Linked DNA regions of Homo sapiens: region 1 is linked to region 2. A link is a loop called in an ENCODE intact Hi-C map of the cell type or tissue named here. Cell type or tissue: PC-3. All regions are shown on one strand. Links, peaks and the distances in the headings refer to the core of each region. The heading gives the core; the rest is flanking DNA.

Region 1 (11,694 bases), core at 5,726-8,225, 89 kb before region 2:
TCTCTTACTTGCCCCCCGTTGGAGTATTCCTATTCTTTTATTTAAGGATAAGGTAATGGAGGCATTGAGAGTTTAAACAACAGGAGGCGGAGGTGATATTTTAACCCTAATCCTCAGAAGCCTACATGTGACACCCCAAGTTAGGTGCAAACCTGGGCTCTCACTTATGTTTGAACCAATCACAAGAACAAGATTCCAGACTCCTCTGTCTCAGCATAGCTCCTGAGATGGATCTTTAAGTGGATGCCTCAAAGCTTGGCATGAAAGGTGGCCTTCATTATAGTTCAATGGATGATACTTGACCAATAGACGTTTCCTACTTCCCAGCACAGAGAAGCGCAACTCTGACTTCCAAGGGTATTGAACCGCATCTAGGTAGGGAGCCCCCTTCTTCTGTCTTTGCTTCATTCTGTAGATCCAGCAATCCACTTCTTTGAAATTGATGCTGAGAACTACCTGTGACTGAAGCTTATGATTTTATTTGATTTGATGCCTGCCGGATGCACCTAATTAAAGAAACTTCCTTTCCTGTGACTCAAATGAGAAATGCAGACATAACCACATGACAGCTATGCACCCTTCAGCCTAGGTAGTTTCTCTTGATTAGCTCTTCTCATTTCTGGGGTCCCCAATGCCTACTAGCAATTTTTCTTACCACCTGATTCCCTGAAAACCTCCTGCATTGATGATTATATGTCATGGATTCCTTTGATGTTGTTTCTTTTCACCTGGCTCTGGTGACATTATAGTCCCTGAAATGTTCTTTCCTTTTCATATTTGACTTTTGTTGTTTTTAGTTCTCTACTTTGAGATAGCTTTGATGACATGTTCCTTCAGTAGCACGCCTTCCCACAAGACTGGCTTAGTGGAAATGATTTGCCGTCAATGTCAATCATGGAGGATTGGAAACTCTGTAACAATGTGCCATTATAGGTGATGTTTGAGATATATTGTGACTTATGGTAGTCTACTTCCTGAGTCCCAATTAGACCACCAATAAGGAGATTTGCTGCATGTCCTACTTTTTTCTGGACTTGTAGCCTTCACTATGCATTTAAATTCTTCATTGGTTTGGATTTATACAACAACCTGGGGACAATGCCCTGTATTTCTTCCATTGTTTTCTATCATGCCCATTAATTTGCAGTTTGAAAGCACACTGTGAAAGTTGCTGCATTCACTGAATGCTTTTACAGAACAGCTTCAGTTTTAATGAAGATTCAGAGCTCTTAGGTTTGCCTGAAGCAGATTGATACATAACCTTTTCTTTAAATCCCAGAACATTGTCAACTCATAGCGGGTATTGATTTTTCAAAACAGCATTTCCTCTTCCATCTCACTCACGTGCTTCTTTATGCAGTGCCTCAATGCTCTCTTTAAAATCCTATTTGTATAGCAGCCCCTGCCTTTTTATGTTTTCTGTTTGTTTGGTAGATTTTTCTCCATCTGTTTATTTTGGCCTATGGGTATCATTGTGTGTGAGATGGGTCTCTCAAAGATAGCATACCATTGGGTTTTGCTTCTTTATCCAACCGGCCACTCTGTGCCTTTTAATTGGGGCATGTAGCCCATTTACATTCAAGGTTAGTATTGATATGTGTGGATGTGATCCTGTCACCATGTTTTTAGTTGGTTATTGTGCAGACTTGCTTGTGTGACCGCTTTATAGTGTCACTGCTTTATGTACTTAAGTGTGTTTTTGTAGTGGCCGGTAATGGTCTTTCCTTTCCATATTTAGCACTTCCTTCAGGACCTCTTGTAAAGCAGGTCTGGTGGTGACAAATTCCCCTAACATTTGCTTGTTCAAAAAGCATCTTATTTCTCCTTTGCTTATGAAGCTTAGATTGGCTGGACATGGAATTCTTGTTATAATTTTTTTTTCTTTTGAATGTTGAATACAGGTCCCCAATCTCTTCTGGCTTGTAGGGTTTCTGCTGACAGGTCTGCTGTTAGTCTGATGGAGTTCACTTTGTAGGTGACCTGCTCCTTCTCTCTAGCTGCCTTTAACATTTTTTCTTTCATTTTTGACATCGGAGAATCTGATGACTATCTTGGGCATGGCCTTCTTTTGTAGTATTTCATAGGTGTTCTCTGCATTTCCTGAATTTGAAAGACACATACATACATATGTTCATCACAGCGCTATTCACAATAGCAAAGACACGGAATCAACCTAAATGCCCATCAGTGGTAGACTGGATTTTTAAAAAGTGGTACATATACACAATGTAATACTGTGCAGTCATGAAAAAGCAGGGGATCATGTCTTTTGCAGTAACATGTATGGATCCACAGGCTATTATCCTAAGCAAACTAATACAGAAACAGAAAACCAAATATTTCATGTTCTCGCTTATAAGTGGGAGCTAAACTTCGAGTACATATGGACACAAAGAAGGGAACAATAGACGCTGGATCCTGCTTGAGTGGGGAGGAGGATGAGGGTCGAAAAACTACTTACTGTGTACTATACTTATTACCTGGGTGAGAAAATAATCTGTACACCAAACCCCTGAGACATGTAATTTACTTATATGAAAAACCTGCCTGTGTATCCCTGAACCTAAAATAAAAGTTAAAAAAAATCACAATCAAATGTTGTTAACTTGTTAGGCACATGTTTATCTTTTACCAAACAGTTTATATTGTGAATAAACATATTGCCAAAATCATTAAAAAATTACAATCCCACTTGGTTTTATAGGAATTGCCTAAAGAGGTCCTTAGTTGGTTGGACTGAAGTCTTAATGATATGTTGATGATTACCAAGATCATGTTTCAATTTTACTCTACCAGATGGTTTCTGATGCCTCAGATCAGAGTGAATGTCCTAGGTTCAATTCATTAGTAGGTGTTGCTTTTAGATTGGATAAGCCCAATTAAAGTAGGTCTAAACTAAGGAATATGTAGTACCTGGTGGTACTATTTTGAGAAGACTCCTCTTTACTACTCCGTAAAAATACCTTTTTTACCAGGTCTCTGATGCCTAAAAGTTTATCTTTGTGGTTTTATTTATTTAAGTTAGACATTGTACCTGGCAATCAACCTTTGTATTAGTTAGTCATTGCTGTGTAACAAAACATTCCAAGACTTGATGGCTTAAGAAAACCACTTATTGTTTGTGATTCTGTGGGTTGATAATTTGGGCAGGGTTTAGCTGGGATGTCTCTTCTCTATTCCATGTGCCCACTCATGCTTTTGTGGTCAGCTGGCAAGCCAGCTGGGGACTGCCGGGTCCTGGATGACCCCTCTTATATTGCTGGCAGTTAGCTGGAGTGATGGGGGCAACTAAGCCACATGTCTCTCTTCATCCAGCAGACCAGTCGGGGCTTCTTCCCACGATTGTAGGGTTCCGAAAGCAGCAACAGAACACAAGGTCCCATATGCATGCTCTCTTTAAAGCTGCTTCTTCTGTTGTTTGCCAATGTCCCAGTGGCATGAGCAAGTCACAGGGCCAAGCTTATAGACTCTGTTTCTTGATAGGAGGAGCTGCACAGAACTTGTAGCTATTTTTTTTTCAATCTACCATAACCTTAAACCTAAATATGTGAAGAATGTGATGTGATGTGTCTGTGTGTGTGTGTGCACGTGTGTGTGTGTGTGTGTGTGTGTATATATATATATATATAAATTGTCTCTATATATGTAAGCAGATTTGAGGAGAAAGAAAGTTGAAAAACAGTGTTTAATCTTTGGTTGCTTGAAAAGAAATGGTGAGGTCCCCTGAACTTGCCTACTCAAGTGATAAGGAATGTCTAGGAGAAAACTTCTTTACTTACCTCATAATTCCATATAGATTGAGCCTTGTTCCTGGCTTTATTTCAAAGAAGTTTCATTTTTCCCTTCAGGTTATTAACATATATATTCTCCTAGAATCTTAAGTCACCAAATAAAAACACACTTCTGATTTTTCACTGCTTTATCAACTCTTAAATGAACAAATGCTGTGTGTTTAGGCATCCTTAATTTAATAAAGAAAGTTGGAAGAGAATTCAGAATTTACTCATATAATTGAGTTGTCATTTCTGATTTATTTACATTTTGAAATTTTCTTTGTAATCCAGTTGCATCAAGGCTGAATTTCCCCATGAAATTCTTTAGCTGAAGTCCTGACTGTCAGCTTCAGCCCTTGGGCATTTGTAGCCCTTAGGGATAGTGGCCAAGTGGAAGGTGTGTGCTTCTAAAACTGTTCTTAAAGGATCATGAGAAATTTCCCTGGTGTTTAACAATATTTAGGATTTAGCATATTTACTCGAGAATGGCAATGACTAATAGAAAGCTTAGAGGATGACACGATTGCATTGTGCCTGTGAATGTCCCCAGTGATAGGGGAATGAAAGTAAATACAGCCAGAAAGATAATCGTGGTCTGCATTGTGGACTCCGTGTACCAAAATTTTCTGGAATAATCCCAGTCACAGTATTTTGTTTTCCATCACACAAATACTTTGCTACCAAACTATGTATCTATGAGGCCACCTCTGATATATAATTGGAAACAGCGCAACTTTGTCAGATCATGGTTCCCAATTTTTGGTTTGCAAAAATTGTTACCTTAGATTGTTTATGCTTTTTTCTTTCTTTCCTTTTTAAAGTAGAGCTTTTATGTTTTATTCAAAATATATTTTAAAAGATAAGCAACATAAATTACCTTCAGAGCAAATTTTCGGCAAGATAATTAGGAATGCAAAAAGCTAATTCACAAATGTCTAGTATATGATAGTCAATTTGAAACACACTTAATCTTTACAAAACTATAATATTATTTTTAATATTACCTACTGGTCTGTATGTTACTCAAAATCTTAATCTTGGTGCTGTATTAAATACTTCTAATATCTTCCATTTTCTGACATTCCTTTCTGCAAAAATATTATTCCTGTGGGTTAAGGAAGCTAGATCAGAGATGTGGGAAAAATTGCCCTCACGAATTTGAATATGAACTTGTTTATCCTCATTCCGCTTAGGCATGTGTGACTCCTAGTCATACAGTGAGGAACTAGAACACATTGTGCCACAGCTATATCCTTATTACTTTCCCTCATTCTGGCCTTTCTTTTCCAATACGTCATTTGTTGTCACTTTGGGATTCCTTTGTGTTACTTTTTTCCCTTATGTAAACCTCGAGAGGAGGGTAGCTTCCTTTAGTCCATGTGCCGATGGCTGGTAGATCATTTGACTATATGTTTCACTGTTGGTTTATTTATATGCCCATAGCTGGTACATGTTCTGACCATATGTTTTGCGGTTGGATTAGTTAAACGCGCTTAGGAGATGCCATGGCTGTTAAAATACAAAACCGGCTGGGCACGGTGGCTCACGCCTGTAATCCCAGCACTTTGGGAGGCCAAGGCGGACGGATCACATAGTCAGGAGTTCGAGACCAGCCTGACCAACATGGTGAAACCCTGTCTCTCCTAAAATTACAAAAATTAGTCAGGTACGGTGGCAGGCACCTGTAATCCCAGCTACTCAGGAGGCTAAGGCAGGAGAATTGTTTGAACTCAGGAGACGGAAGTTGCAGTGACCCTAGATTGCGCCTTTGCACTCCAGCCTGGGCGACAGAGTGAAACTCCATCTCAAAACAACAACAACAACAACAACAACAAAACACAAAAAATCCCATAACCACACTATATGTAGCATTTTCCTTGGACAACCCCTACCATTTCCCCGCATTTGTGAGAGTCAGAGATTGTGGGAGACGTTGTATACTTTTCTATTCTATAGCTTAGTGGCTCTCAAACTTGAGTGCTCATCAGAACCATGTTAGAGGGTTTAAGTCATGGAGTTCTGGGCCCTACCCTTAGAGTCCCTGAATCAGCGGGTCTTGAGTGTGACCTGAGAACACGCATTTCTAACTAGTTCCCAGGTGGTGTTGATGCTGCTGGTCTGGGGACTGCACTGAGACCCAAGTGTGATGAGTGCGGATACCTCAAATGAATGTCTATTAGTAACTAAGAGGTCAACTAAACCAAATTTAACCAATTGATTGTGAAATAAATTAAAAGGAAATAAACATTTTAAAACTCTTCTATACTTTTATACCGTTTAAAATTTCTCTTTGTTAGTATGCATACTTGTGTAAAAGTAATTATCTAGGTTTTATTTTCTCTTCAAAGTGCCATAATAGAGTCTTAGTCTTTGATTTTCCCCCCTCCCACCCATTTGTTGCCTTTGCTGGCCCCAGCACCCATCTTTGTGCATCCCATAATGAAAAACTTCTGGAATGTGAGGGTGTATGTCTACCTTTGCTTTTCTAAACTTTCTTATCATCTTCCTCACCTCAATTATAAACCAGCCATTTTTATGTGTTTATAAACATGCTAGATAATCAATTGAGGGTATGGGATTATTTTATTAAAATGCTTTTCTTACTGTTTATATGTAAACACACATAGCACAATAATCTTTAACTCAAATTATAAAATATTATTTTGTCATTATACTTAGTATTTAATCTTGGTGCTTTAATCATGGTATTACAAACATTTGCATTAAAAATATTTTAAATAAAAAGTAAGAAAAATAGGCCACTTTACAATGGATAATTTAAACTGTAGACACCATATGTTTATAGAGGACATATTGGTGAATTTGCAAGCTGTAGAGAAATATTTGAATGTTATGTTTTATTATTAAAGGGAATGGGATTTCTTCTTTAAATATAACCTGGCAGATTCATTTGCATCCCTCTGTGCCATCTATTTCCTTTTGTAAAAGACATCTTTTTTTTCTTTTTTTTTAATTATTATTATACTTTAAGTTTTAGGGTACATGTGCACAATGTGCAGGTTAGTTACATATGTATACATGTGCCATGCTGATGTGCTGCACCCATTAACTCGTCATTTAGCATTAGGTATATCTCCTAATGCTATCCCTCCCCCCTCCCCACACTTATCTTTTTAGTCCTCCTCTTTTGTTAAACTCCTGAGTAACTTTTTTTTTTTCCTTTTTCACTTGCCTAGATAATAAGTAGAATCCACCCTCTAGTGGCCAAAAGCAACATTAAAAAAAAAAGTCATAAGACATAGCTAAAACATTGTGAAGAGATTGATTTTTCTCAGTGTGACTAGTTTGTAACCTAGTCCTGAAGCCAATTCCAAGAGAAAGCTTTCAGAAATGTTTAGATCAACATGGCTAGAAAGATTCCCCAGATGATGGACAAGTTTAAAGTCAAAGGCCTTTAGACACTGTTTCCGTTAAAGCAGGTTCACTGCCAATTTCTCCTGGCTTCCAGTGTCCTTCATAAGCACAGTCACAAGTGAGCTGTCGTCTTCCATATAGTCCCAGATTTTCTTAAATGTTTTTGAGGGAGAATGCTCATTTTTAAGGAGATAACTCCAGATAGTGGTCGTTTGGTTTTTACTGTATATTTAAGAACTGTTTCCTTTCCAAATATAAATTAATTATGATTTACACTCAGTACATCTACAGAAGTTACAGAATTTTTAACATCTTCAAAGATTTTCTTTTCTGCATATTAAAAAGTATAATTCTTCTTTTAAAAAACAATTTCTTTACTAGCAGTGCGTTTATTATAATGTCTGTTCCCTGCATCTCAGAAAATCTCCTCTAATAAGTCTAGTCTTTTCCCTTTATAGACTATAGGAAATGTTCTTATCTCTCCACTAAAAAAATATTTTAAAAAGTTAGGGTTTTTCTAATATTATCTGTTTTCCTTACTGCCAATCAAGGGTTAGACATAAAGAATGGTCATCATTTCCCTTGTAATCGGTGACATAATTTAGAGTTGTGTTACTACAAATAAAATACCCATAAAACATGTGTATTAGTCAGGGTTCTCTACAGGGACAGAATTAATGGAATATATATATATATATATATTTACTAAGTATTAAGTCACACGATCACAAGGTCACATAATAGGCCATCTGCAGGCTGAGGAGCAAAGAGAGCCAGTCCGAGTTCCAAAACTGAAGAACTTGTAGTCTGATGTTCGAGGGCAGGAAGCATCCAGCACGGGAGAAAGATGTAGGCTGGGAGGCTAGGTCACAGTCTCTCTTTTCACATTTTTCTGCCTGCTTATATTCTAGTCATGCTAGCAGCTGATTAGCTGGTGCCCACTCAGATTAAGGGTGGATCTGCCTTTCCCAGCCCACTGACTCAAATGTTAATCTCCTTTGGCAACAGACTCACAGACACAGCTAGAATCAATACTTTGTATCCTTCAATCCAATCAAGTTGACACTCAGTATTAACCATCAGTTAATCAGTATTAACCATCACAGCATGGATGATATTACCCGCTTATATCACACAATAACATATCTCTGTTAATGGAAAATTAGAAAACATGAATATACATATTTAAATTAATAAAAGAATCCCTTAACAAAACAATTGTCAATTTTGGAAGATGTTTTTCCAAGCCTTTTAATGCATGTTTGTGCAAAACAGGCACTGGTAAAGAAAAGAACTCTTCTGTATTTATGTATGCAAAGGTTATTTGGCCCTCTGATTCTATTTTTCTAGCAAATTCAATTTACCCAGTTTGATCAAGCATCTTCTATATTCCTCAACCTGTGTGCTAAGGAAATGAGAGGAGAACAGCCTGTTGTTAAAGAGAAAATGCAGAGTTTGGAATCAAATATTGAGCAGTGAATCGAAGTTTTACTGCCAAGCAGGAAACCAGATCCAGCCCCGAGGTTAATCTCAGGGGATGGGGCTATGAAAAGGAAAAAGGGTAGGTTTTAAAAAGCCAAACATAAACAGGCTGTTTCGTATTGGAAAAATTTAGATCTTCAAGTTCCTGGGTGGTGAAATCTGGGCTAATCAGCCAGGCACCATGTCAGTGCTGAGCTGGTGCTATTGTGCTTCTCTAGTAAGCGGTCTTTGCTGACCATGTGAAACTATGGCTCAGGGTAATGGCGTCCTTCAGGGCTATGGTGCTTAGGGCCTTTGCTGTGTCTGCAAGGTGGGCACCTATTTCAGAAGTACGGCACCCAGGTTGTCTTTTAAAATCACGTTTGCCTCACAGGCCAGGTGACCACACATCACATCATGATGTGCTTACGCCAGGCATTGTGCTTAATGCTTCCCTTGTGTTACCACCTCACGGACAATGCCAGGCCCGTGTCCTCCTAAGGGAGAGGCAGAAACTCCTCCTTTTATAAGTATCCTCTGTTGCCACAAGTGCCCATGAATGGCCTTAATGGAAGATGTGACACACTGGCACTGAGCTGCAACTGTATGCCTGATGGTCCAGTGCTCCCCATCTAGAAACACTCTCAATACTGAGTTACAAAAAGTACTTAATAAAAAGAAAATAGCATCAAATACATTTTATTTTAATAAGGGAAGCAAGAATATGTATTTCACTTGGGAAGCAAGAATCCTGCTGTGTCCCATTGTCTCTCAAACTCTCACATTGTACCCCCAGCCCCCATATGCTCCACCATCTTGGTGACCCTCCAAGGGCAGTGCTCAAGGTCATTACGCCAGTTGGAGACATCACTCTGCAGGGGCCCACAACATTTCTGGCAGCGACCTTGCTGTCTGCCCAGTGTAATTCCATCATGTTCTGGACCAGTTTTTCTTTCTCTCTATTTTATCTTTTTGGCTTTTTCTCTTTCTATGTCTCTTTCTCTGTTTCTTTTCTGTCTCCATCTTGATAACTCTGGGTCTCTCTTTTGCTCTTCCTCTCTACCCATCCCATGCTCCCCTGATCCTGCTCTCTCTTTTTCTGCCCTCCCTCCACCTCTGACTTCTTGTGTCTTCTTACATAAGGCCTTTCTTTCTTAACTACAGCACAATTGAACCCCTCAGCAACTAGTTCAATGCTTGGCTATATAGTCAGATTTCAGCAAATACTCATTAAAATGAACTGATTTTTTTTTTTTTCAAATCACTTCCGTTTTTCTGGGAGAACCTGTCAATTCTTTTTGTTCAATTAAGATCTGCTTCTTCTAGAATATGGTTCCCTTCCACTCCATTCCCCTCCCCAGCCCCTTCCTTCTAATGAGCTTCTGTTGTATTTTAAAGTGCCTAGAAGAGAAATTGGCCCATAGAAGGGGACTCAATAAATGTCAATTCCTGCACTCCTTTGAAAGAAATTGCAGTATCTCTGGACAAAACAGCCAGGAATCTGGGCCTCCCCTTCCACCTCTCCTTCCTTCTCACCCTTCACATTCTATTCATTACCAGGTATTTCTATTTACTGTTTAAATGGCTCTTGACATTTATATTCCACATGGCCCTGTCACCACTCTCATCCCAGCCGTGATTTCCCGAGACGATTGCAGCAGCCTCTTCACTGATTTCTCCACATTGATTCTTGCAGGTCTTATCCCCATTCTCCAAAGGGTAGCTGGAGCAATCTCTCTGAAATGCAAATCTGATTTTGTATCCCCCCACCACCCACATGAAAGATACCACCAGGCCTGACACCTGCCTGTTTCTCTTTTCTTTTCTTTTTTTCTCTTTTTTTTTTTTTTTTTTGAGATGGAATCTCGCTCTGTCACCCAGGCTAGAATGCAGTGGTGCGATCCCAGCTCACTGCAACCTCTGCCTCCCGGGTTCAAGCAATTCTCCCGCCTCAGCCTCCCAAGTAGCTGGGACTATAGGTGTGTGCCACCACGCCTGGCTAATTTTTGCATTTTTAGTAGAGACGAGATTTCACCATGTTGGTCAGGCTGGTCTCGAACTCCTGACCTCGTGATCTGCCCGCCTCAGCCTCCCAAAGTGCTGGGATTACAGGCGTGAGCCACCATGCCCAGCCCAGTGTTCTTATTTCTTCTCTGCCCTTTGCTCTACAGTGGGTTGCAATCCATGTCTGGAACAAATCACAAGCCGTGGTCCCTCTACCGTGGGTCTTTTGCACCCACAGCTTTTCCTGCCTTGAATTTTCTCATCATTCTTCTGCACACCCCTCCCTCTTAGCTCACTTTCCCCTCTTCCTGGCAGCCTCCCTGGGGCAAGGTCAGCTCTCCTGCATCTCCTCCCTCTCCTCCCTCCTGGAACACCAGGCCCCTCATTGCTTATACTTCCCAGTTATGATTTTCCATTGACTTGAATGATTGATTGATGTTTTTCCCCTCATAAGCGCCCCAGTAAAGGCACTTTATCTGTTTTTACTCACCAGATAGCCCCAGTGACTAGCACAGTGCCTGACACATAGCAGGCATTGAATAACTATTTGTTGACTTAAAGAATGAATCGATCAAGGAGGCAAATATGAGAAACAGAGAATTACCAACCTTCCCCATGTGGCTATTAAAGCCAGAGAGCCTCTGCACTGAGGGAGAATATAAACTCATGGTGTGAACAGTGAGGATATGATTTAGAGCTGGCTTTTCATCATCCATCCTTTTGGAAGCCCAGGGAGGGAGATGGAAATTTGTAGATGGCTCAGTAACATAAATAATAGGGAGGTTTTACAGTCAAAAACTTTAATTTAGCCTCTGTCTTTAGTCCTTTCAATTTAATGTTTATAAAAATCACAGCAAGTGAAAATATTGACTGATTTGGGTCTTCTGACATTTATTTTCTTTTCTGGCTTAGTTGCCATGAGCAATAAAAGGATAAGAAATTAGAGACTAAAGAAATAAGAAACATCAGCAGCTATTGTCTGCCACACACCAACGAATGCTCTGCATTGACTTACACAACTTCCTCCATGTTCACAAGTATTTTCTGGCTTTATTGTGTGTGTTGTGTGTGTGTGTGTGAC
Region 2 (11,694 bases), core at 5,457-7,956:
CTGGTGGCCAGGCCCTTTGGCCTCCTCTTCCCACCACCCCTAACCCCAATGGTCTCTGAGGGGATGTGAGGAGCCATGAGTCCCACAAAGAACAGTTTGAAGACCACTGGTCTAGCTGATCCACCCCAAGACTCTTCATCTTCCCATCCTTCAATCTGTCCATCTGTCCAGCAGATTGATAATGAAGCACTCGGCGTGTGTAAGTCGAGTGCTAGGTGTTAACTGAATTAGCTGTCGTTATTTGTTAGGCTTCTCCACTGTAAAATTACCTTTTCCCTCCTTCTCTCCATACTGTACTCTTTGGAAGGAAGTCACTATGTGTAGCCCATGCTTAAGGAGAGGGGAGTGATGCTGCTCCACTTCCTTAAGGACAAAATATCTACTTAAACTGTTTGGAATTTGGCACGAGAAACTTGTTTATTCTTCCTTAGTTACTTATTTAATCAATAACTTGTTTATACTAGTATGGACTCCTGGACATCTTTGTTATAGTTTGGAGTATAATTTAATACTTCTTTATTTTTTTGCTCAAAATGTTCAGTACAGCATTTGCCCTGTGGATGCTAGATGCTAGAATGAAGACAGATGTTAGGAACATGTCATTGCATCAGGATGTTGCAATGTTACAGGGTGTTGTGGGAAATTCAAGCAGAGAAAAATCTAATAGATTCCATAGAAATCAAGGAAGGTTTCATGACGTGTCATCTTAGTCAGGACCTGAAGGATGGGTAGGAATTACCCATGTGAAGGGAGGGGAGGGTGTGTGAAGCTGCAGAGGGTGAGAGCGGACACTTCTGAGGGACTAAAAACAATGGAGTCAGGCTGGAGCTTCATTGTGCAAGGTTAGGGTGAGCATGCACAACGCTAGGACCCAGCAATTTTACTCCTCGGTAAATGCCCAAGAGTGACAAAAGCATGTGTTTGTTTAAAAGAGTTTTGTACAAGAATATTTATGGCAACCTTATTTATAATTGTCCCCAATACAATAGAATACCATTAAAAAATAAAAAGGAAAGAAGTACTGAAATATGCAGTGACACGTCTAAATCTCACAGGCGTTAATGTTGAGGAAAAAAAACAAAACAACACAACAACAAAAAAAAAACCAGACACAGCAGAGGGCCTAAGGCATGATTCTATTTATGTGCAATTCCAAATCTAGGAAAACCAATTTATGGTGATAGAAATCCAAACAGTCTTTGCCTCTGGAGGGTGGGGGTATTAACTGGGAAAGGGGCACAAAGGACATTTCTTGGGCATGAAAATGGTCTGTGTCTGGATTTGAGTGATTGTAGCAAGAGAAAAGCATCTGTCCAATGACATCCAATTATAGACTTAAGATCCATGCCTTTTACTGTATATAAACTTTTAAATAATGGAGCTTAAAAAACAAGACCACCAAAGAAAAGTACAAGAGAGAGGGTGGGTAAATGGAGAATTGGGAGTCGGGCAGGAGCTGAAAAACTTTTGGGTAGGGTTGGGGTTGTTTCCATGCCAGGGAGAAAGCAAAGGTCATGTGTTGGTCAGGGAGGAAGACCCTGCTGCAGGGATTCAGGCAGAAATAAATTATAGTGTCTTATAAACCTCAGCTTCTGGACTGAATCAGCAGCTCCATGATTTTGTAATGTAGGTTTTTCTTGGATGAATTTCCACGCTAGTCATTTATAATTTTCTAATCTGCAGATTAAAATTTAACCCACAGACACATTCCCAGGCTACTGTGTGGCAGAAGAGACCCATAGACAACCAATTGTTGTCATTTTTCTGCTGGTTTATTTGAAAATCTCCAAATTACTAATGAGAATGTTCACAACATTGAAATCCTTTTATTATTAAATGAGTCTATGCAGAAAATACTTTATGGTTAAATTATCTTTTAATAAGGCAATTTCCTGCTTTCCCAACCCAAAAGGCCCCTTAACAATTTGAAATTCAGATATTGTGGTTGCCTTATGTCAGAGCCAAGCAACTCTTGCATCCTTTCAGAAAAGTGACTCCCATGGGGAATTTCAATTTAACTCATTATAGCATGATTTTTCTTACAGTGACGTGTCTGTAAATCCCTTGTCATAAAGAGTATAATAAACATACAATGTGGTCCTGAGATCAAGCTTTTAGGAGGATCTATTTCAAAACACACACGTACGTTACACAGAGTGTGTGTGTGCATGTGAAAGAGAGAGACAGACAGACATTCTATGGTAGAGCAGAGTTTTAAAACCAATGAACTAGACCAGGGTTTCTCAAGCTCTGCACCATTAATATCTTGAACTGGAAAATGGTTTCCTGTTGAGGGCTGTTCTGTGCATTATAGGATGTTTAGTAGCATCTCTGGCCACTACCCACTAGATGCCAGGAGCACCTCCCAGTTGTGACAACCAAAAATGTCTCCAGATATTTCCAAATATCCTCTGGGGGGTCAAAATTACCCCTGAATGAAACTATTGAGCTAGACAATCTGTTTTTCCTTCTATGCTTTTTATTTCTTCCATCTGTCCATTCATTCATTCATTTGTTCATTCATTCATTGTCTCACTCATGCAATTCATTCCATCCATTCATATGACAAATCTTCCCTGAGCACTCACTGTGTAAGGCGCAGGTAGTGTTCTCAAATGCTTCCTCATGACCCACCAGTGTCTAATGACTGGTCTAGGGGTGTGGAGTCAGCAGTGTGCTTCTAGATCTAAAATACTGAATTCTGTAGATGTCTTGCCTTTTCATGATTTAGAGTGATTCAAGAACTCTAATTTTTTTTTTTTTTTTGAGATGGAGTCTCACTCATTCTGTCACCCAGGCTGGAGTGCAGTGGCACAATCTTGGCTCACTGCAACCTCCGCCTCCCAGGTTCAAGCAATTCTCCTGCTTCAGCCTCCAAAGTAGCTGGGATTACAGGCGTGTGCCACCACGCCCAACAAATTTTTGTATTTTTAGTAGAGATAGGGTTTCTCCTTGTTGGCCAGGTTGGTCCTGAATTCCTGGCCTCATGTGATCCATCCACCTCGACCTCCCAAAGTGCTGAGATTATAGGCATGTGCCACTGTGCCCGGCCAAGAATTCCTTCGTAATAAGATAACCTGTGCTCACTATTCCAATAAAAGTAGTTGACATTTATTAAAGGTAACAAAATACTGGCCACAGTGTTGACCAATTTGTCTAAATTGTCTCCTTTAATCCTCACAACAAACTTCTGAGGTAGGAACTTTTATCACTGCCATTTTTAAGGTGGGCAAATTCAGTCCTAGAGTGTTTAAATAGCTTTCCAGATTTCCATTGTTTGAAAGACACAGGCCAGAGCTCATGTTCCCAATCTCCCAGTCATCATCTGTCCATCCACCCCCACCCATCCATTTAGACCTTCATTAATTTATCCATTCAGCAAATGTTTATTAAATGCCTACTATGTAACAGTAAGTTGTTCCCTCACAGCTTTTCAAGATTGCTATGTGAGGGAAGGAAAGGAGTGCCACGGCAGCAGGACCAGGAATTGCCCATGGCCCTGGATAGCAGGAGCTACACCAAGGGTCCTTTTTCTGCTTAACAACAGTGGTGAGGCAGGAGAATAGGGAAAATGAGGCAGGAGAATAGCAAAGGGAATTAAAAGTTGGATAAAGGGCAGAATAAGTAAAAACAGAGAGCAGAAGCAAGATGAAGGGGTGGGTGAGCAAGAAGCAAGATAAGAGGTGGATGTTAAGCAGCCAAAACAAAGAGTAAGATAGAGAAGTGAGCAAGGACCTCATGGCCAGCAGGATCTGGACCAAACCAGGAAGGGGCAGCGCTTCAGAGACAGGCATGCACATTAGAGAGAAAAAGTATCCTTCACATAACCCTGTATGATAATTGGCTACTTAAGATTCATGCATATGGGCTGCGTATCATGCATGTACTTAAAATTATGGGATAGAGGCAGCTTGCAAGTGCATGGAGGCCGAAGTAACTAAACAACACACCTCTCAATCAAAAGGCAGACACTGGCTAGAGATTAGGCAGCCTTGGGAAGAGAAGAAAAAAACACGTAAAAAGACTCAAACTTCACCAAACTGACGCTGATCTCATCTCACAGAGGCCAGTCCATTCTCCTGCCCTGAAAGTGTAATACTGTGCTTAATGAACTTCTGTTGCTTTGCTTTGCTATCTGTTTGTCTCGTCCAATTCTTTATTCGGGACACCAAGAGCCTAGAACTGCGTGGCACCCTCCGTTAACAGTGGGTGCACAGAGAAGCTCCTTCTGAGTCTTAGGTCAGAAGATGAAGAATGAGAATTAGCTCTGAGCTTTGTGTGCAGGGTGTGTGGGAAGAAGGCACTTTCAGAAAGATAGCCAAGCTTTTCATACCAACTCAGGCTTCCTGTGGTTGAAGGGTGGAGGCAGTTTGAAAATTACTCTTTTCACTTTACAGATGGGATGATTGGAGCCCAGGAAGAATGAGAGATGACTCTCCCCGGGTTAGTGGGACATCAGTGCTATGAAGAAACAGAAGATGGGATCACATAGCTGGAAGCACTTGCAGCACGTTTCCTGGCCCATTGTTCACACTCAACACATAAGAACTCATTCTTATTCCTAAAGAGCCCTGGTCTCCATTGGCCATGCAGTGGTCAGCCATGTGCTCAGAAGACAGAGCTGGAATGTAGACAGAAAAAAATGGGCCTCGGAAGAGATGAGTAACTCTGCTTGTTTACCACTTCAACATGTTAGCACAACTCAAGTTACAGAGACTCGTGAGTGCTTCAGCTCTGAATTCAGGGGATTAAGGGAAGAAAGCTTTCGGCGCAGGATAATATTCACTCGGAAAGGCTTCTGTTCCTCTGTCAGGTAGCAAGGGACATGACTCATGCATTTTGTCTTTTATAGGAGTCTTACGGTGTGCTATAAATGGATTTACTTTAATTCTCAAATAGTCTCAGAGGCTAGTGATGATAAATAATTACGTAGTTGAATGTGAACTGTGATCCAAACAGCTTTAAATGTAGAATTAACTCTACATTTAGTGGGTAAACCTGAGGCACTAGGGGGTTAAGCTGATGGTTGATGTACAAGTGGGTCGTTTGCTTTTCAAGGCCTTATTTTCAGGGTTCAGCAGAGTGAAACTTTCTTGAAAGGCTGCGACTGGTTGGATCGCCTCCATCAGGATGGGTATGGCCATGCCATTCCTCAGGTATTTCCCTTGAAGGCAATCACCATTTCACAATGACAGGACCAATTTCCAGCTGTTTTCTTCCAAGGCAGACTCATCCCCAGAAGCATTGCTCCCAAGGCATAACTAGCTTTTCTTCCAGCCCCTTCTGTTTTGTTTAGATGCTTGCTCTACTAGATTGTATGGCCTTTCTGGGTGGAAACTCCACCTTCATTCTTGCCCCACTCACCAGAGGCATCCATGATTTGTTGAGTGATTGACTTCCACACTGTTTCCTATCCTTCTCCCCACCCAATCACATCTGAGTGATTAAGAAGCATCAGTGAACTCTTTCCAGTCCCAACACACTCCCTTACCCAATTCCTTTATTTCCATTATTCCGAATGAATGTGTCTGTATCATATCAGAATTTCCCAAGCTTGCCCGATTGTGGGAATCACTGCCATGCTGTGAAAGTGACAGGTTCCAAGACTTTGCTTACTGGAGACTCTGATTCAACCAACAACTGTTCTGTGCTTGCTTTGGGCTAAGTTTTGAGCCATGTCCTAACAGTTCAGGGTGAATAGATTGATTCAGGTGGATTGTCTTTAAGGAACTGAAGTTGAGGAGGGAGTTCATTGGAGGCTTTGGGTATCTGATGGTAGGAAGTGGGAAGACGGTGTAGAAGGCAAAAGAGCCAGACACCACTTGCCATGTGCCCAGGGCTGAGCTGGATCCATGAACAGGACATTCAGGCCAGCTCAGAGTAGGAAGGCTCTGATCTTGAGGGAGAAGGTAATAAAACAAATAATTGCTGATTAATTCTGTTCCCACCCTGACTATTGTCCATAAAGCCTATCCATCAATTTGCCTGCTGTCAAACCATTGGCACAACAATTTAAGAATCTGAATCCAAGAATCCAACAATTGGGGCTGTGTACTCGCAGGGACTTGGGCCCTTGCTGCATTTCCAAGAGTTCTCTCCCTCTTGCAGTGAGCTCACAAGTGCGCAAGTCTAGGCTCAAAATAGAGCAGTTTTGCAAAACAAAATAGAGAAGTTTTACAGCACAGTTGCACATTTAAATCTAGTTGTGACTGAAAATAACCCAAATCTAGCTCCTAGAGGATGCCAGAACTTATCTATTAATTGTACATTTATTTGTATTAAGAATAGATCTTTCTGTGCAAAATGCTCTCAGACTGAAATAACTAATTTCAGATTCCTCTGGGAAATCAGGGGAAACAAGGCTGCTTACCTGGGTTTGCCTCTTTCAGACTTTCGGGGCGCCCTCCAGTGGCTGGGAGCTGGCTGACCGAGGAGGACCTGAGGATTTGGTGTGGGATCTGCCAGTCAGGTTTGCCTCCAGATTCTGCTTCCCTTGGCTTCTCTTGAGCTTTGCACTGGACATGGGTTCGTTTCTAAGCTATTCATTAACTAAAAAGGGCTGGGAGCCATTGCTCTCTCATCTTGCCTTTGCTGCACAGAGAGAAGCAACTTTTTGGCTCTTGCTTCCACAAGAAAGTCTTCTCCTTCCTAAATAGCAGGGATGCAGTGATGAGGATGGACATGTGCTGTGCTCACTCAGATGGATTTCCCAGCTCCCAACTGCATCCTCAGAGAACTGCCCAGCACAGAGGTGACCCCTGGGGCATCATTTTGCTCTTCTTGGGCAGCAAGCTCTAACTTGTATAAATCATCATATTCTTCAGGGATTTGCCCTTCTGCCTTCAGGTTTATATTATTAAACTATGCTCCTATTTTTACAAAAGGCCTCCTTCTCCAAAGTCAAGACATACAGACCATTTATCACCATGCACAGATCTTGAAATTCCTTTGAAGACCTTGGTAAGGGCTCCAATCCCATACTTATCCCTTGTGTCCTTCCAGTGGCATTCTGGTTGTTTGTGCAACTGTTTCCAATAGAGGTCTTTAGGGGCTATTGATCAATAAAAGTCTACTCTGACTGGCTTATCTAAAGTTGCGACACACACACACATGCACACACACATCTCCCACTAAACTATAAGCTGTGATAAGGGAGAGTTCTTCTTTTATTCATATCTGTGTTCCTAGGGCTTGGATTTCAGATAGGCACAAAGTAGGTTCTCAATGAACATTTGTTGAATGAATAAATAAGTGAATGAATGCCACATAGCAAGCTATCAGATAGTTTCTCTCTAACCTTTTCATCATGTGTTTAACATTCACGATTGGACATTCAAGGGATTTCTTCTTTCTTTCTTTCTTGCTTGCTTGCTTGCTTTCCTTTCCTTTCTTTTTTTTTTTTTTTTTTTTTGAGACAGAGTCTCACTCTGTCACCCAGGCTGGTGGGCAATGGCATGATCCCGGCTCACTGCAACCTCCGCCTTCCAGATTCAAGCAATTCTCCTGTCTCAGCCTTCTGAATAGCTGGGATTACAGGTACCCGCCACCACACCTGGCTAATTTTTTTTTTTTTTTTTTTTTGAGACGGAGTCTCACCGTGTCACCCAAGCTGGAGTGCAGTGGCACCATCTCGGCTCACTGCAAGCTCCACCTCCCGGGTTCATGCCATTTTCCTGCCTCAGCCTCCTGAGTAGCTGGGACTACAGGCACCCACCACCACACCCGGCTAATTTTGTGTGTGTGTGTATTTTTAGTAGAGATGAGGTTTCACCATGTTGGCCAGGCTGGTCTTGAACTCCTGACCTCAAGTGATCTGCCTGCCTCAGCTTCCCAAAGTGCTGGGATTACAGGTGTGAGCCACCGTGCCTGGCCTGGACATTCAAGAGATTTCTAACTTTTCACTTTTATCAGGAAAACTCTAATGATCCTCTCTCTACATAACCTGGGCCAGTTTCACTGAGGCTTTCCTCTGGCCAGCTCACTGGATGTGCCTCGCCAGGTGAGTGTACGAAGACTCTTGGGATGCAGTTATTTTTGGTACTCCTGACATTGTGGTCTTTCCACGCTTTCTGTCTCCCCAGATGTCAGACATGTCTTTTTGTCTTGCTGCAGGCACCATCCTCTCCAGCAGGCCTTCCTGCCTTCCTAAATACCTTCTTTGAGGTTTGTGAACTGAGATTTTTGAAGGTAGAGTTTCATCTTCAATTGCCTAGCATAGGGTCCAGAATGCATCAGAACGTAACAGGAGCTCAAGAAATGTTTGGTGAGTGAATCAGTTATGTAGCGAGTGGAGCAGGGGTGAATTTGTATCCATGGGAGCTGGGCCCCTGTCCCACTGGCCCTCCAGGCTGGCCTGGTGCTGTTCCTGCTGCTCCTGGTGACCATATGGTGTCCTCGCCACAGAGGTCTTGTGGGTGTACTGCTGCCACATGAGTCATGGTGGCCTCTGAGAGCTGCACTGGGAGCTCAGGCAGCCCCATGAAATGGGCTTTTTGCTCCAGGAAGGATTTTGTGGCTTCCAAAGTTCAGAGGGGACTTCAGTGAAGAAAAGTAATTTCATAGTCTTAACTTCAGAAGCAACCAATGCCTTCAAGAGTTTTTCTGGGCTGTAATCGATCATGTTTGGAGCAAGACCACAGGGCCGTCTTGGCAAAGGCCATCTGGAACTCAGGGAGTGGGAAAGCAAGGGCTAATTGGTTGTGTGTGTGTCTGGTGGGAGGCTGGAATCTCTGACACTCATGGAGAATGGGGGTGGCAAGGCCGCTGGCTGGCTCCCTGGGCTGGGAGTCTGGGACACCAGGCAGGAGGAAGCCAGCCTCCTCTCTGCTTCCTCCACATGTGCTTTTGCGAAAAGCCCCGTCATCACCTTACACTCCCCTAGCCCACATGTTGCTTGTCCTGGATTTGGGGTCTGTTTGAATGGGAGCTGGTCTTGGTTAAATGGTGCAAAGTCGGGCCCACTTCGGCTTCCCGTGGATACCACTTACAGGTGTGAAACCAGAGAGAAACAGTGATCAAATAGGAAAGTGTGTGCTGGAAAGGACCCTCTGTTTACGGAACTGTCTGGTTAAAATATAAGGACATTAGCACTTTGACAAACACGGTGGCTCACAGCAATGTTTCCTGGTAATAAGTTCGTTGTTTGTGAGTCACGATGGATTTGGAAATTCTTGAGCTCTGGGAGGTCTGGCCCATGGAATGACTCCCTTAGACAATTTTGCATGGCCAGCAGCTGCTGGCTTCCAGTGGAGGCCACCTGTCAGCATTTCACCTGGCACCCTCACCTCCCAGTTCCAGGAAGAAAACAACTGGCTCCCAGGGCTAGTCTCTCTCTCTCTCTCTCTCTTTTTTTTTTCGGGGTAGGGGAGGGGTGGTGGAGAGACAGGGTCTCCCTCTGTAACCCAGGCTGGAGTGTAGTGGCATGATCTCAGCTCACTGCATCCTCGACCTCCCAGGCTCAAATGATCCTCCTGCCTCAGCCTCCCAAGTAGCTGGGACCACAGGCACACGCCACCACGCCTGGCTATTTTTTTGTATTTGTGGTAGAGACGGGATTTTGCCATGTTGCTTAGGCTGGTTTCAAACTCCTGAGCTCAGGAGATCCACCCACCTGGGCCTCCCAAAGTGCTGGGATTACAGGTGTGAGTCACCATGCCTGGCTGTCTTTCTCTTTTCATCATTTCAGTGTTTGCCATTCTAACTGGTTTACAAATATTTTGTTTCTTGCTGGTTTGGTGCATTTTTTGAAAGATATAGGGTCTTGCTATGTTGCCCAGGCTGAGGTGCTGTGAGTATTCACAGGCACAAACATACTGCACTATAGCCTCAAATTCCTGGGCTCAAGCAATCCTCCTGCTTCAGCCTCCCAAGTGGCTGGGACCACAGGTATGCAACACTGTACCCAGCTTGGTTGCATTTTGAATCCTGAGAGACTTCAGCAAAAGTAGGCAGAGGGCTTCTCAGTGTCCCGGTCACCAGGTCTAGGAGACAAGAAGTTGGGGGGAAGAAGGGGGGTTCCAGTACCAACCTGTAGTCACTTTCAGAAAACGCAGAGATGCTCATGGCAGGAAATTGGTGTTTATGAGAAAGGACTTTCTCCTGCTGGGAGCATTTAAGCTTTTTTCAGGGTCTGGTCAGAGGCTCAACTGTTTGCCCTGTGTATACATCTGCAGAACCAGATGAAAAGAGGCTTTGGCAAGCCGTAAACTACATGCAGCAGAGCATCGTGAACCACTAATATCTACCACCTGCTTCACTCACTTTTCCATAAATTACACCGTGTTTCTGTCTTTGGAGAACAGTCACAAGTGTCAGGCCCAGGACCCTGTTGATTCGAAAGATGCCATCCACCTGGTTCCTGAATCCTATCTCAGACTGGGCAAATTTGGATGGAGGGTTACCCATCAGTGTGCAGAGCTGGGCACCTTGACCTTGAAGTGCTGCCTGGGCCCCCTTGCAGTCAAAGACTTCCCCTAAAGCCTTGCTCTCAAACTTGCCTGCATCAGGGAGGGCTCAGACAAAATTCAGGAGGCCTAGTCACATTTTAATTGAGATAAACAATGAGTAACTCTTAAGTATGTCTCAGGCAATATTTGGGATGTTCTTAGAGTAAAAAATGTATTAGTTATCTGAAATTCAAATTTAATTGAGTCTTCTATACTTTTATTTGCGAAATCTGGCAACCCTGGCTCAACACTGCAATCACATGGGGGAATTTATAAAAAAGACTGATATCTAGGTCCTACCCCCAAAACCTCTAATTTAATTGGTGTTGATTGGACCTGAACACTGGGGACTTTAACAGCTTCTCTACTGATTTTAATATGCAGAAAGGTTTGACCACTGCAGAACTAAAATCGTGATTTATAAACCATTCTCAGCTCTGCAAAGCTTCACAAGCTTTTTCATCTTAACAGTCCAGACTACCTTATTCACCTGCTGTAATTTATCAGCTGTCTAAGGTTAGTCAACCACCCTGAGCCTCAGTTTTCTCACCTGTAGATAAGGGTGTGGCACCAAGTTAATGTCTGATTCTCAATGCTACGTTTACACTGCTCTTAAGTGCAGAGAGGCATAAGCTGTATTCCAGAGAGTCTAAAGCAACTGGCCACAGGCAAGAAAATATTTTGGAGCTTTCATGATTTAATCAAAAAATTTCTGTGAATTTTATGTTTTATTTTTGATTACACATGTGTGTTTTAATATGAAAATAAGGAATTGATTTGCCTCCACGGAATTCAAGTAAAACTGGCCACAAAGGAAGATGAACTCTGTTTATCCCGTGATGTCATGGGCCTCCTAGTTGACCAGCAAGATCTCTTGCAGGAATCATACTTTGGCTGGAGAATCAGAAAAGTTATGCTCCTGTCTGCTGTGGAGTTTGGTTCAATTATTTCATTCTGAGACATTCTGAACTACCTTTCCTCACTTGGAAGAGTACAGAGCTTGGTGTGAGGCCCAGGTAAGCTTGCTAATTATGTCCCTCTCTCAGCTACAGAGAAAGAAGATGAATATGGGTGAGCTTAAAAATGGCTCCAAACTTAGAAACATCCCCCCTCTCAGTAAGGGGCAAAGTGAATAAATCATGGCATTTTGCCTATGGAATTCTGTGCATACAGTTAAAAGAATGAGTTACATTTTTGGCATTGACCTGGAAGGATGCTCATTCTCTATGGTTAGTAAAGAACACAGATT

What was found. A loop is a pair of places that touch in the nucleus more often than their neighbours do. Peaks named below come from ENCODE experiments on the same cell type or tissue, not always from the same donor. Only the 100,000 strongest peaks of a DNase experiment are listed, where the experiment ranks them.
Region 1: it touches region 2 in a loop (4-fold over the local background); 4 of 110 quality-filtered maps call a loop at or near these places.

What each region holds. Positions count from the first base shown.
Region 1 is chr2:229,426,844-229,438,537 of GRCh38, reverse strand. All of the region lies in intron 8 of DNER (delta/notch like EGF repeat containing), which reads left to right. Among named protein-coding and RNA genes, the nearest start is that of PID1, 160 kb to the right of the region's middle. In PC-3, for the core only: a CTCF peak has its summit at 7,002 (motif pointing left); a DNase peak (open chromatin) is centred at 6,997.
Region 2 is chr2:229,337,302-229,348,995 of GRCh38, reverse strand. No RefSeq gene overlaps it. Among named protein-coding and RNA genes, the nearest start is that of PID1, 72 kb to the right of the region's middle. In PC-3, for the core only: a CTCF peak has its summit at 6,407 (motif pointing left); no DNase peak of the experiment used is centred there; H3K27ac peaks cover 354 bases.